Linked DNA regions of Homo sapiens: all the other regions are linked to region 4. The links are chromatin contacts, found by Hi-C in ENCODE. All regions are on one chromosome and are shown on one strand. Each heading gives the region's core, a stretch centred on a gene start or an enhancer-like site at or near the end of the contact. The rest is flanking DNA. Distances are from core to core; before and after follow the strand shown. Region 1 holds the start of IFRD1 (interferon related developmental regulator 1). Region 2 holds the start of LINC01392 (long intergenic non-protein coding RNA 1392). Region 3 has its middle 120 kb from the start of LINC01392. Region 4 has its middle 160 kb from the start of PPP1R3A.

Region 1 (2,908 bases), core at 220-2,719, 1.6 Mb before region 4:
TGAGGCTGGAAAGGGAGTCAGGGCCAGGCTAAAAGGGTTGGCATTTAAAGTTAGTCATGGGAGCCATGGAATGTTTTTGAGCAACTATTAAAGCAGGTGGATTAGTAAAATAGGGAACACACAAATAAATCTGGCAGCATTACTGTGCATGAAACATGGATGAAAAGACTGGGAGATCGCTTAAAATGCCCAGGCATGAACTGAGGTCACATGTGATCACAGAATAGGACAGGAATTTAAGAGTGCTATTTTAAAACTAATTGCTTTGCGGGTGGGGAGGGGGTGGTGCATCAAAGGGAAAAAAGACTATGAATTTGAGTTTTGGAATTTAACATATGGGAGGATAATAAATAGTACAGTGAACAAAGGGAAGACAGGAAGAAGGAAATATAGTATTCGTTTCAGAGATGTTGGGTTGAGGCACAAGTGGAACATTCTGGTGGAAATTTGCTACAGGCAATTGAAAATAGAATAGAGCTCAGCTGAGAGGTGGAGTGGCGGATGACTCACCTACATTGAGGTGAGTCAGGGACTTTGATCTGTCATAAGCATAGTATATGAACCTAATAACAGGCTCTAAATACTAGACAAATGTCCTAACAAGGAAGACAGAGATCTAGGAGTGCCTTGAGAAAAAAGGCAGCACTGCGATTATTGATCTGTATAACTTGTGTTTGTTTTACCAGCTGTGAAATTCTCAGAACTGGCAGGTAGTATTGTCAAGGGACACATTCTTGTATAGAAACCCACAACGCTGAATCGTCATATATTCCTAGTCTAGAATCTGAGATATACACGAACTCCACAACTAAGTAGACGAAAGCATCCCTTTTTTTGGGGGGGGGGGGGGATGGGGGGCACATAACCCTGAACCACGGTCCAATTACAGGTACAGTACTGATGATGGCTTAAGTAGTTCATGGAACTAGTTAAAACTAAAACCATGGAAATGTTACCCAGGAGAGGTAAGGCTGCGTGCCTGGCAGGTGCCGCAGGGAAGTAGGGGAAAGGTTAAGGAGAACACCAGCCTCCGGAGAAAGAGAAGCAAAGGTGATTGCATAGCTGCCAGCTGGAAGCCGACTCTCGTCATAGGGCATACTCGCCCCACTGTGCATCGCCGGTGCCTACCTCACCCAGTTCCAAGGCGGGGGCGCGCCGAGGCAGGGGTGGGGTCACCAGGAGAAAAGCAAGTGGGCAGAAAAGCCCGTTGGGAAGAGACGGCTGGGAGGAGGCCCCGGCCCCAGCCTTACTACGTTTCCCAGAATTCAGTGAGGCCACGAAGACAGGCTCCCTGGGCGCGGACGGAAGACTGGCCGCATGGGATTTGTAGGTAGGATCCGCGCCCCGCCCGACGGAGGCGTCCAGTGGGGAGGTGTGCAGGGATTGGTTGGGAAGCGCTCAAGCCCCGCCCACAGAGTGACGTCAGGTGGCGGTATTGCTACTTAAGGCGTCGTGGCCTCCCCTGCCCCGCCTTAGCTCCCGCGCTAGAGAGAAACATGTATCGTTTTCGATCACAGCTCTTCACGGGGATTTCTGCTGCCGCCACCGCCCACTCTTACCCCCGCCGCTTCTCGACTCTGTTGTTAGCCGAAGACTCGCCTCTCAGCCGCCCGCCGCACAGACGCACGAGTAAAAAGTGCAGCTCCATCGGCTGATCCTCGCTAAGCTCCGACTCTGGGCGGCACCGGGCGTCCCACGATGCCGAAGAACAAGAAGCGGAACACTCCCCACCGCGGTAGCAGTGCTGGCGGCGGCGGGTCAGGAGCAGCCGCAGCGACGGCGGCGACAGCAGGTAAGGGGTATCCCCGCCGCCGGCATCCCAGTTGCCGGCCAGGCTGGCGAGTCTTCCATGCTTCGGCACGGTGGGAGTTGTAGTTCTTTCTCTGATGTACACATTTGCATTTCCAGGGTGCGTGGTTTGGCTACTGAACTACAATTCCCAGCGTGCCCTGGGCGCTGCTCCTCGCGCGATTTAGATCTGGCGTGCGAACCGGACTCTTGGGCACCGGCCGTGGGGGCAGGGAGGAACGGGTCCTTGGGCCTGAGAGTGTGTCGGGACAGGGGCTGACCGGGAGCTGGGCGGGAAAGGAACCATTGTCAGAGTTCCTTTCTCGGCGGCGATCTCGCCCGATCTCTCCCCGACCACGGGTGGGGAAGAACGGGGAGTTGAGCCCGTGCCGTCACTGGCCGCCTTTGACACCCTGGCTCCAACATGGAGCTCCTGGGATGCCAGACGTCCGGCGGGTTTGGACGGGCTCTTGCGTCACGCGGCCTGGGCCTTGCGCGGTGGGCCCGGGGTGACGCAGAGGCGCTGGGGAAGCTTTCCGTCTCGCAGGTCCACCTGGCCAGGCGAAGGCGTCGGAGGCGGGGGGACCACTTTCTCCCCCCTAGGCTGTGCTCCTTCCCCTAACTGGCACCTGCAGAAGCCCTGAACCTCTAGCACCTCTGCGACCACCCGAGGCGACCTCCTGCTCACGGGGGGAAGAAACGCGTTCTCCTTTGTGCTGCATTCTATATGTTCTCTGCAGTGAGCCCCAGAGAGGCAGGGTGGTGAGGAGCTTAGGTTGCAGTTGGCTAAAAGTTGAGGTTATTGTGCCCTCGCTACGAAGTTGAAACTTTTCCTGGGTGGGATGAGTAGGTGCTTAACTGAACTTATGGTTTTCTACTTATTATATGGTTAAGAAAAAGGATTCCAATTGGAATTGGAAGGCCCTTCTAGGAGAGACCCCAATAAACTCAAATCGAGTATTAAATAACCTGGGTAATATTTTATTTAGAAATTTAAACAGGAGTTAAATATTGGAGTATTCTCCGACGTTATCACACTGGAACTATTAGCCATCAGGTATTTTTGGACACAGTTGCCCCTCTGCCACGGCTGCCACTCAGAATGATATGCCTTTGTTCA
Region 2 (3,058 bases), core at 333-2,832, 1.1 Mb after region 4:
AATTGTGACATTTAAAAATAAAGATTAAAAGTTCTGAAAGGAGCAGAAGTCATCCACACAGGGCCCTCTTGGCACCATAAATCAAAGTTTGTTAGAGCTGCAAATTGGAAGAGCATAACACAGAGGTGCAACCCTTTGATGTGGTTATGCAACTCACTGGTCTCCACCACTTACTAGACCACTTCTATTTTTGAGTACTATTCTCACAACGTAGACTGTGATTTTTTGGCAAACAAGCACAAAATCCAGGGTTAAAAAAGATAAAATGTATCTAGCATAAAGCATCTTTTAAATGGAAATGCCAAGTTCTTTATAAATTTGAAAAATTTATTCATTACCCGGCTTCTAGGGGAGCCCCTTATTTCCATTTTTTTTGCTGGGGCTATCTGTTTCACCCCACTAGGCTTTCCAAATGGCTGTCCACAGATGCTGAGCCTTTGGTCACCTCCGAGTGGTGTTTGGAAAGAGTACTGGGGAACTGGGCTGCTTTTTGGCCTCCTTGCACACAATTCAAGTCAGAGCTTTTGATCTTAAGGTAATATAGAGCTTGGAAACAAAAAATCTGCATTTAGTTTGGAATATCTGAAAATGATAGTGGTTAGGAAAAAGGATGTTAGGCATGGTTTGTGTGCAGGCTATTATAGGTACTTCCTTTCCAAAAAGGTGATATTTAGTGCTACAAATTAGTTATCATATCAGTATTAGAAGCTTTGTTAGGAATTCCAAATAATACGCAATTGTGATTATACACAAGGTGTTTGCAAGCCCCATCTTGTAGGTATTATTAAGCCACAGAATATTTTATACATTTTAATAATTAATAGTCAAACACCTTGCTAAATACTACTCCTTTTGAGGAGAAGTAGTAGAGAAAGAATACAATTGGCTGTTTATATTTTTGTCTTATTCATAAAGAGAATAAAATTATGTAAAAGTATTTATAAGGAATTTATCATCCCAAATGCATTTTAATAGTTGTAGATAAATACTTCTGTTTTGAGAAGGCTTCAGAGCTGTAACAGAAAATGAAATAAAGGGCTCATGTGGAAAGAACTTTACAGCATGCTGCAACTTGATTGTTCACACTTCAAAGCAATTCTAAGAAAAACTGTAAATAAGGACTAGGCATAAAACTCTGCTGGCACCTGGGAATACTCAGCCCACTGCACAACAGAACAGAATCTGAATTCTGGCAAACAGCCAACCTCTGTGGATAAATCTGGAAAGGCTTAATGTACACTGAAGAACTGATGTACTCAGAAACTATGTGGGTGTACTTAGCTTCATGCCACTTAGAGAACTCATTGACTTCCCTGAATACAAAGTAGATCTGGTCATCATGTGTTACACCAGATTCTAGTACTGCTTGCAAGCCCATAATAAAACCCAGAGTTTATAGGAAGGACTCACCTTTCTCAAGAGATACTTCTCCTACTCTCTCTCCTTTTTAATGCTCATTTGGACTTATTAGACTCTCCAAAGCAGTTCTCATACACTTTAACAAGATGAAGATATACTAGGAAAGGTAATTGGGTGAGCATTACTAAGTGTGAGTCATAAATAGTGTAACAAAGGCTTTGAGTGAGTCATCTGCCTAAGTTACCATAGCTATACCCAACATAACACTGCCTTTCTCTTTGTTAAGTGGACAAACTACCATAACGTCTAACAGTATCAATAGCATGTTTTTTTGAATAGCTCATTTTTAAATATTCTCAGTTGTTTAAGTTTATGTCATATATTTTCCAGATTAAGGCTCTTTGGAACAGAAACCACTGTTATAAAGATAGGCAACAGATCACTTGCGTATTTTAAAACAAGAAATGCACAGACATTGTAGGGATTTGTTTTTTCATGATAGCCTGGTAATAAAAAAGTTTAATACAAAACCTTTCATCTTCAAAGGGATCTGAAAAACGTAATTATTCAACGCAATAGCAAATGTTAGATTTCTATTAAGTTAGCTGAATTTTCCAGTTTCTTTCCTTCCCTCAGCATACATTTTCCTATTGCTGGCTTCACCAGAAAAATAACAGCTTAAAATTTATCCCTAAGCTAAAACCCATTAAATGATTGACACAATCTTAGCTAACATGAAAAGTGACTTATATAAAACCTGGTTTGCTGTTTGGGGGCATATTCTGCTCTCAGCAAATGAATGCACATTTTTCTCCATTGATCAGTGGAAAGAAGTGAATATTCTTCAAACATGAAACTTTCTTATATAGCTAAATATCTTTTGTGCTACTATGAGTCATTCCTGAGCATGTCTTTTATTCCTTTGTGATTTTATCAAAGTTCAGATATTTTTAAAAGATCTTGGAATTTTCTAAATAGGGTTCACGTAATATATTCTCCAGCTATATACTTTTTTTTAAAAGGTATTAGAACGAATTCAGATCCTGACATACCATCTTGTGTTTCACATATGATCAGTCACCTTCTTAAGATGATAACAACTTTGACGTTGCAAATGAACACATTCCCATGTGCTTGAGGCCAAAAAGAGGCAGTCAGTGAAACTAAAAGGAATTGCCTGAATATGACTGTTATTTCTATTTGTTGCTAGGTTCTTATTGGAATCTGTGTTGGTAAATTAATTTGGGGTGCACATATCATAGGGTTGATATTCACTTTGTGTCACCAATATGGCTGTATTTCTTATTGAAATACTGAGAAATTTCTGTATAGATTAGTAGGTAGCTGTTGCTGCAGACCCTGCCAAATGTCTGTCTGTCTTTTCCTGCTGCTCTGGTCCCACACGGGGATTGTCGCTTCTTCTCCTTACTTCAGAAATTGTTAATATCTTTGCACGAGTTTTTTCTTGGGCTCTATTCCTGAGCCAAGACTAGCATCTATTCTGGTTGGTTGTTGTTTACGCTACACATATATTTTAAAAGTCACCTCAGCTTCTGTGTATGGGAAGTGATGGAGTCAGAGTGTCCTAATTGAATCCTGAGTTCTGCTACTCAGCAATGCATGATTTTGGGTGGGTTGTTTACCTGCTCTGTGTCCCAGTTACTTCCTATGTAAAATGGAAATAATAAAATGAATTAGC
Region 3 (2,737 bases), core at 87-2,586, 1.3 Mb after region 4:
CTATGTAAAAGGAAATGCAAAAGTAATTAGTCATTGGTTATAACATCATGAAAATTTAAGAGATTAAAAGAATATGAAACAGGAATTCTAATAAATCTGAATCATAAACACTTATCATTTGTGTCATTTTTATTTACAACTGATTATATTTTTCACCTAATTTAATAATGGAATAGATTAAGAATGGTTTGTATATAATATTTGCTAAGAAATTTCTAGAAATCATAAAATCATTAAAGAGAGAAGAAAAAATGTCCCAGTTTCAAATTTGAATAATAGGGTTATAGCAGTGTTAGGCTCAATATTGTAGCTATTCTGAGAATCCTACTTATTTTCACAACCTGATTTATCCACCCCCCTTCCGATTTTTTGAACCATATGTATTTATAATAAATTTATTAGATCCTTAAGTTAATGGTTTCTTTTGTTTTCACGAGTATATACTTATCCCCAAATTCATTGAGTTGTATACATTATGTGTAGCATTTTATGAGTCAGTCATAAAATACTTAGATGAAATACATAGATGAAATACTTTCATCTATGAAAACCAATCCATTTCATATATAGTTTCAGCAAGAAACTTATAAAATGTATATTAAAGCAGTATTGACTTGTCTAACAATAAAAAGTACAATTAGGCTTCCAACATGTAGCCGAATTTAAAAAGTGGGCCTTTTTTTAAAGTTCTGTTGTTTTCAATTAAGAATTCTGAATAAACCCTATGTTTTTTAGTTTGCGTTGAAAACAAATATTTTTTATCAGAGTTATATATCGTTAGCATAAAATTACAGCTTAATTAAAGGTTTAAATCTAATCAAGCAAACAAAAATCATAAACCAGCATAGAAGGTACTAAAATATGTATATATGTGATCATGTAATTATGAAAGACTATGTTCATTCATTAGCTCATTCATGAAATACTAATACTTAACAATAGTTTAAGAAATGTTCTGAAGCACTGGTAGTAGAAGTGAGGTGGTGAGAAGTTTTGAATTCTAGCTATATTTTGAAAATAGAGCAAATAGAACTTGGTGATGGATTTGAGGGGGATATCAGAGTATGTAAGGGGTCAATAATTTGTTTTGGCAACTAAAAATTCACTTGTATAGTTGACATATGGAAGACTAAATGGAGAACAGAATTCTGGGGGATGGAGAATATGAGCTAGGTTTTGAATTTGCTTTGAGATGCCAATTAGACATCTGAATGGCAATGTTGGACAGAAAGTTCAATGTTTAGCAGCCTGTAGGGGCAAGCAAGAGCCTGTGGTAGGCAGAAGAATTCCTGCCGAAAGATGTCTGTATTCTAGTCCCTGGAACCTGTGAATATGCCTGTTTACATGGCAAAGATAAATTGAGGTTGAAGATGGAAGTAAGATTGGTCATCATCTGATCATAAAATAAAAAGTTTTTCTGGATTATCTGAGTCAGCCCAATGTAATCACAAAATTCCTGTATGTGGAAACAGGAGGCAGAAGAGTCATTGTCAGAGTGATGCAATGTAATAAAGACTCCAGTGGCCGTTGCTGGTTTTAAAGATGAAAGGGGCTCATGGGAAGACAGTGGGAGGCCTCTAAAAGCTGGAAAAGGAAAATTCTACCCTATAGCCTCAGGAAGGGAAAGTAACCCTCTAGTCACCTTGATTTTAGCCCAGTGAGATCCCATTCAGACTTCTGTCCTCCAGATCTGTAAGATAATTTGCATTTTGAAGACATTATATTTGTATTAACTAATCACAGATGCCATGGTAAACAAATACTGTGTAAACCAGCCGTTTATTTTTTAGGAATTTTACAAGCTAGTTGCCAACAGACTCTTCATTAAAAATTAAATTATGTAAACTTACACTTGATTAAATTATATTCAAAGATAAGGTAATAGATAATCAAAACTCATTACTTCCTAACTTTTAACTAGATTTTTAAAATACTCATGTCCTAGAAGTTATTTACTTCTATTGTATCTATATGGTAGAAGCATTATACAATGGTGTGCTAGTGTATATGTTTTCCCAGCTCCACATTCAGTGGTGTCATGTTGGTAACTTGAAATTAGCCATGCTGCGAATATTTAGACCATGGAAAGTAACGAATGCTACAAATCAGAACTTTTTATGATTTTTTTAGTTTAGAAAGTGGCAGAGAAAATGTTAATAGGGCAGATTAACCTTAAACATGCATCCTGTTTGTGGCTGCTGCATTGTGACTACCACCAAAACAAACAAACAAACAAGAAGATATTCTTGCAGTATTTGAAAAGTATTTTTGATTCAGCAAAGAAATTCCACACAGCATTGACGAAGGAGTAAAATTCTGGGCTGGGCATGGTGGCTCACGCCTGTAATCTCAGTACTTTGGGAGGCCGAGGCAGGTGGATCATGAGGTCAGGAGATCGAGACCATCCTGGCCAACATGGTGAAACCCCGTGTCTACTAAAAATACAAAAAATTAGCTGGGTGTGGTGGCACATGCCTGTAATCCCAGCTACTCAGGAGGTTGAGGCAGGACAATTGTTTGAACCAGGGAGTCAGAGGTTGCAGTGAGCTGAGATCACGCCACTACACTCCAGCCTGGCAACAGAGCGAGACTCCATCTAAAAAAAAAAAAAAAAAAAAAAAAAAAATTCTGACATAAGTTTTTGTTGTTGCACTCTGTCTTACTTGCTAATATAAATAAAAATACCAACAAATATTCATGTTGCAGCTACACTCGTTTATCAGTTGCAGTCATAATT
Region 4 (2,892 bases), core at 65-2,564:
GTTTTTTCAAGATTAGATATATACCTACTAACAATGAACTAGGCTACATTAGAGAGAGAATTAAGTGTATTGTTCACTGGAGGATATGGGTAGCCCCTGTTGTTGAGTCTCCATGGTTCCTGCCAGCAGCCTAGGAGAAGCTAGGGGCAGGGCAGCGGAAATCTGCAGGCCCATAGCTGATTCCAAAGGGCTTTATGTGAAGGCTGGCAGATGTGGAGAATTTTTTTAATCTTCTGAAGATGAGAGAACCCGGGTAGAAGTGTGGGTTTATGAACAAATATTTATTGCTTCAGGGTCCAGGTAAATTCAGGGTATATGCTATAAAAACACAAATGAAAAATATAGTCTGTGACTTTTTTAAAAAAAGTTGGGAGAGCTCATTAGGATTTATTATAGGTCCCAAATTTTGTAGTCCCTAAGCTTAACGACAGATGGTGGTGTAACTCCACCAATTTCACAATATCTCCATTCAGTCTGATGTAACATAGATTACCCTTGATTTGACTTCGGTGAAATTAGAATTTTCTCTTTTCCCTAAATGTGTCAGGGAGGAGAATGGGGAAAAGTCGTCTAAAAGGAGTCTGCTTATTTGCTCATCTTCAGAAAACTGTAGTGGATGTGAAAACACAGGAAACTGATATGTGACTGTTTTTTCTGTGTGAAAGGAAAAATACCTTGCATTTAAGACTTTAGTTACAGGCTATTTGAAGTGAGTAGCACAATTTTGAAGATGTTATTTATAACAGGAAAAAATAGTAATTTAAAAACACCCCCTTTCCTTTCTCCCAGCGATTTCTCCAAGTCAGTTGAAATTTAAGTACAAGTCACAATTACAGAGATAAAACGGCTCTGAAAGAGAAAAATGTAGTTGTTGTTTGAAAGTGTTGGAAAAAACAGACTTAAGTGTGTGAAAAATTATATTTTTATAAAAAATAACTGAAAATCAAAGAGGTTCACTGGGAGAAGCAGTAAACTAACATTTCTAATTTGTCATTCGCGTGCGTCGCTTTCCTTCATCTTGGCTATACTTCCTCTCATCTGCGGTGTTTTATTTCGCGCAAGATGCGCTGACAGAGGCCATTTCAAACGAATTTATCTTTCACTAGGACCGTACTAGAGCAGTGTCTCGAATTTTGTTGATTTGTGGTTTCGTCGTAAAATAAACTTGAAATCAAATAAACTTTCGTGAGGAAGCTTTGATGTCCACTTGGTGAAACTCCTCATTCACCCAGTTGAGCCGTTGAACTTTCTTCTGGAACCTCTTTAAATGACTTTTGCCGATCCACGTGCTGCAAAGAAGACCTGAACCGTGCCTATGACCCTGCGCGGCGACTACAGGGACAGAATTTGGCTTTCCTTCTCTTTCCAATATGCAGCGTTTCGTTTAAAGGCTGCCTCGATCCAGTGGGCTGACCAGTGACTTGTGCAAAAGAAAACTATTCGATCGCTGTTTGCCCTTTCAGCGTTTTCCTCGGCTGCGGAAACCCGGTTTTCCTATTATTATACTTCAACTTTTTTTGGAGTCAGCTAGCACAGAGCGCTAAACCCCGGCCAGTTCCAGCAGCAGCCGAGGCGAACAAAGCCTGCAGTGTTCGGGGCCATGCTGGGGCGGGAGTGGTGGACGAGTTCAAGGAATTGCAAATAAATATATTTTATGACCACCCATCAACAAACTACGTGCCACCGTGGCGGCCCCTGGTAGCCGGGCCGTGTCTGCAGTGTGGCCAGGGGCGGGGGCTGAAAAGGAGGCGGCCGGAGAGGCGAAGCGAGCTGCGAGCCCCGGGCCTGAACTTTCACCTCTCGAACCCGGGCCCAGCCCATTGGCTGCAGCCGAGGGGTCCACCGAGGGCAGCGGCTCCTGACAGGACCTGTTTTCCCAACTCCCTGGACAGCTTCCCTGCGGGATGGGTTGGTGGCCCGGGGCATGGCAGCAGGCGAGGAGGAGATAATGGGGGCGAAGTTGAGCGGGGGCACTTGGGAGCTGCGGGCTCAGTTTCACTGAGAAAAAGGCCCCGGAAGGGTACGCGTCCACTCTATAAATATATACTCCTCCGACTGAGATGTCCTTTCGCACCTCTTGGCTATCTGTACTCTCCAGAAAGGAACGTTAGAGGCTGCGAATTTCACCAAAACGTTTCTTTGTGTACAGAAAAGTGAAAGGCTAACTAAACTCGTTCCTCTCCAAGTCTTGAGACCCTAACCCTCCTTCTCCTCGTTGGGAACTTGATCTTCCAAGTGGCCCTAGCTCTTTTACAATAAACCTTTCCCGCTCACTTACTCGGTACACCTGGAGAGAAAAGGGAAGTCAGTGGGGTCGATGTACGCGGGGGAAGAAGAAGAAAAAGAAGTGAGAAGCTGTCCACCTTTTGATTGTTCTATTCCCTTCATTTATAACCCCCCTGGAAAGGTACATCCCCAGTTTTCCAAGGATTTCCACGTCGTTTACTCTTCTTTTTTCCAAAATAGTTTCAAGTTTATTCAGAATCCGTTTTTATTGAGGTTTCCTAGTGAAGCATAAACGCAGATTACTTAACATAAAATTATCCCCACCTTTCAAAAGGGCGAGGTAGGGCCATTTGGGGCTGGCGTTTTCTAATGATAATGACTGTTCCTCCTTCTGTCTCTGCTCCCACTTTTAAAAGATTCGGATTATTTGTCCACTGTTCAGCCTGCATTTCAAAATAGACGATTTAAAAAAGAGTGAGAACACAGTCTGTAGGCACAGCACTTGAGGACTGCCGGAGTTGAAAAGCTCAGGGAAAGAACCGCAATTCAAAGTCCAACTCTACCTCGTTCCTCTTCCTCCTGGCAGGGGCCATCTTCCCAGGGCCAGCCCCATGGCTTTTTGACTTAATTGGTTTCACTAAAAAAACCCTGACGGTGTGTTTACCG

Evidence for each region. A loop is a pair of places that touch in the nucleus more often than their neighbours do. Pooled maps may share reads with other maps.
Region 1: a map of ascending aorta shows a loop between it and region 4 (4-fold over the local background). The contact joins the promoter of IFRD1 here to the enhancer-like site in region 4. A Hi-C loop is called at or near these places in 2 of 168 maps with a recorded cell type or tissue (ascending aorta and gastrocnemius medialis) and 4 of 50 pooled maps.
Region 2: a map of aorta shows a loop between it and region 4 (2.6-fold over the local background). The contact joins the promoter of LINC01392 here to the enhancer-like site in region 4. A Hi-C loop is called at or near these places in 3 of 168 maps with a recorded cell type or tissue (aorta, chondrocyte and heart left ventricle), 1 of 37 single-sample maps with no recorded cell type and 17 of 50 pooled maps.
Region 3: a map of prostate gland shows a loop between it and region 4 (4-fold over the local background). The contact joins two enhancer-like sites. A Hi-C loop is called at or near these places in 2 of 168 maps with a recorded cell type or tissue (IMR-90 and prostate gland) and 6 of 50 pooled maps.

The regions. Positions count from the first base shown.
Region 1 is chr7:112,448,991-112,451,898 of GRCh38, forward strand. It overlaps IFRD1 (interferon related developmental regulator 1), which reads left to right and starts at 1,470. Exons shown (of 12, transcript NM_001550.4): 1 at 1,470-1,792. The coding sequence starts at 1,699. LOC128031837 reads left to right here and starts at 1,497. Exons shown (of 1, transcript NM_001414739.1): 1 at 1,497-1,655. The coding sequence starts at 1,497. The coding sequence ends at 1,655. RefSeq lists enhancers at 560-1,377, 1,378-2,195, 1,495-1,784, 2,025-2,074, 2,195-2,314.
Region 2 is chr7:115,229,773-115,232,830 of GRCh38, forward strand. It overlaps LINC01392 (long intergenic non-protein coding RNA 1392), which reads right to left and starts at 1,583. Exons shown (of 5, transcript NR_126407.1): 1 at 1,411-1,583.
Region 3 is chr7:115,351,200-115,353,936 of GRCh38, forward strand. No RefSeq gene overlaps it. Among named protein-coding and RNA genes, the nearest start is that of LINC01392, 120 kb to the left of the region's middle. Within about 2 kb of position 1,337, at least 2 of the 41 ENCODE cell types and tissues checked have a DNase peak (open chromatin) inside an H3K27ac peak, as active enhancers do.
Region 4 is chr7:114,081,662-114,084,553 of GRCh38, forward strand. No RefSeq gene overlaps it. Among named protein-coding and RNA genes, the nearest start is that of PPP1R3A, 160 kb to the left of the region's middle. Within about 2 kb of position 1,315, at least 3 of the 41 ENCODE cell types and tissues checked have a DNase peak (open chromatin) inside an H3K27ac peak, as active enhancers do; they include ascending aorta, where a contact is called at or near this core.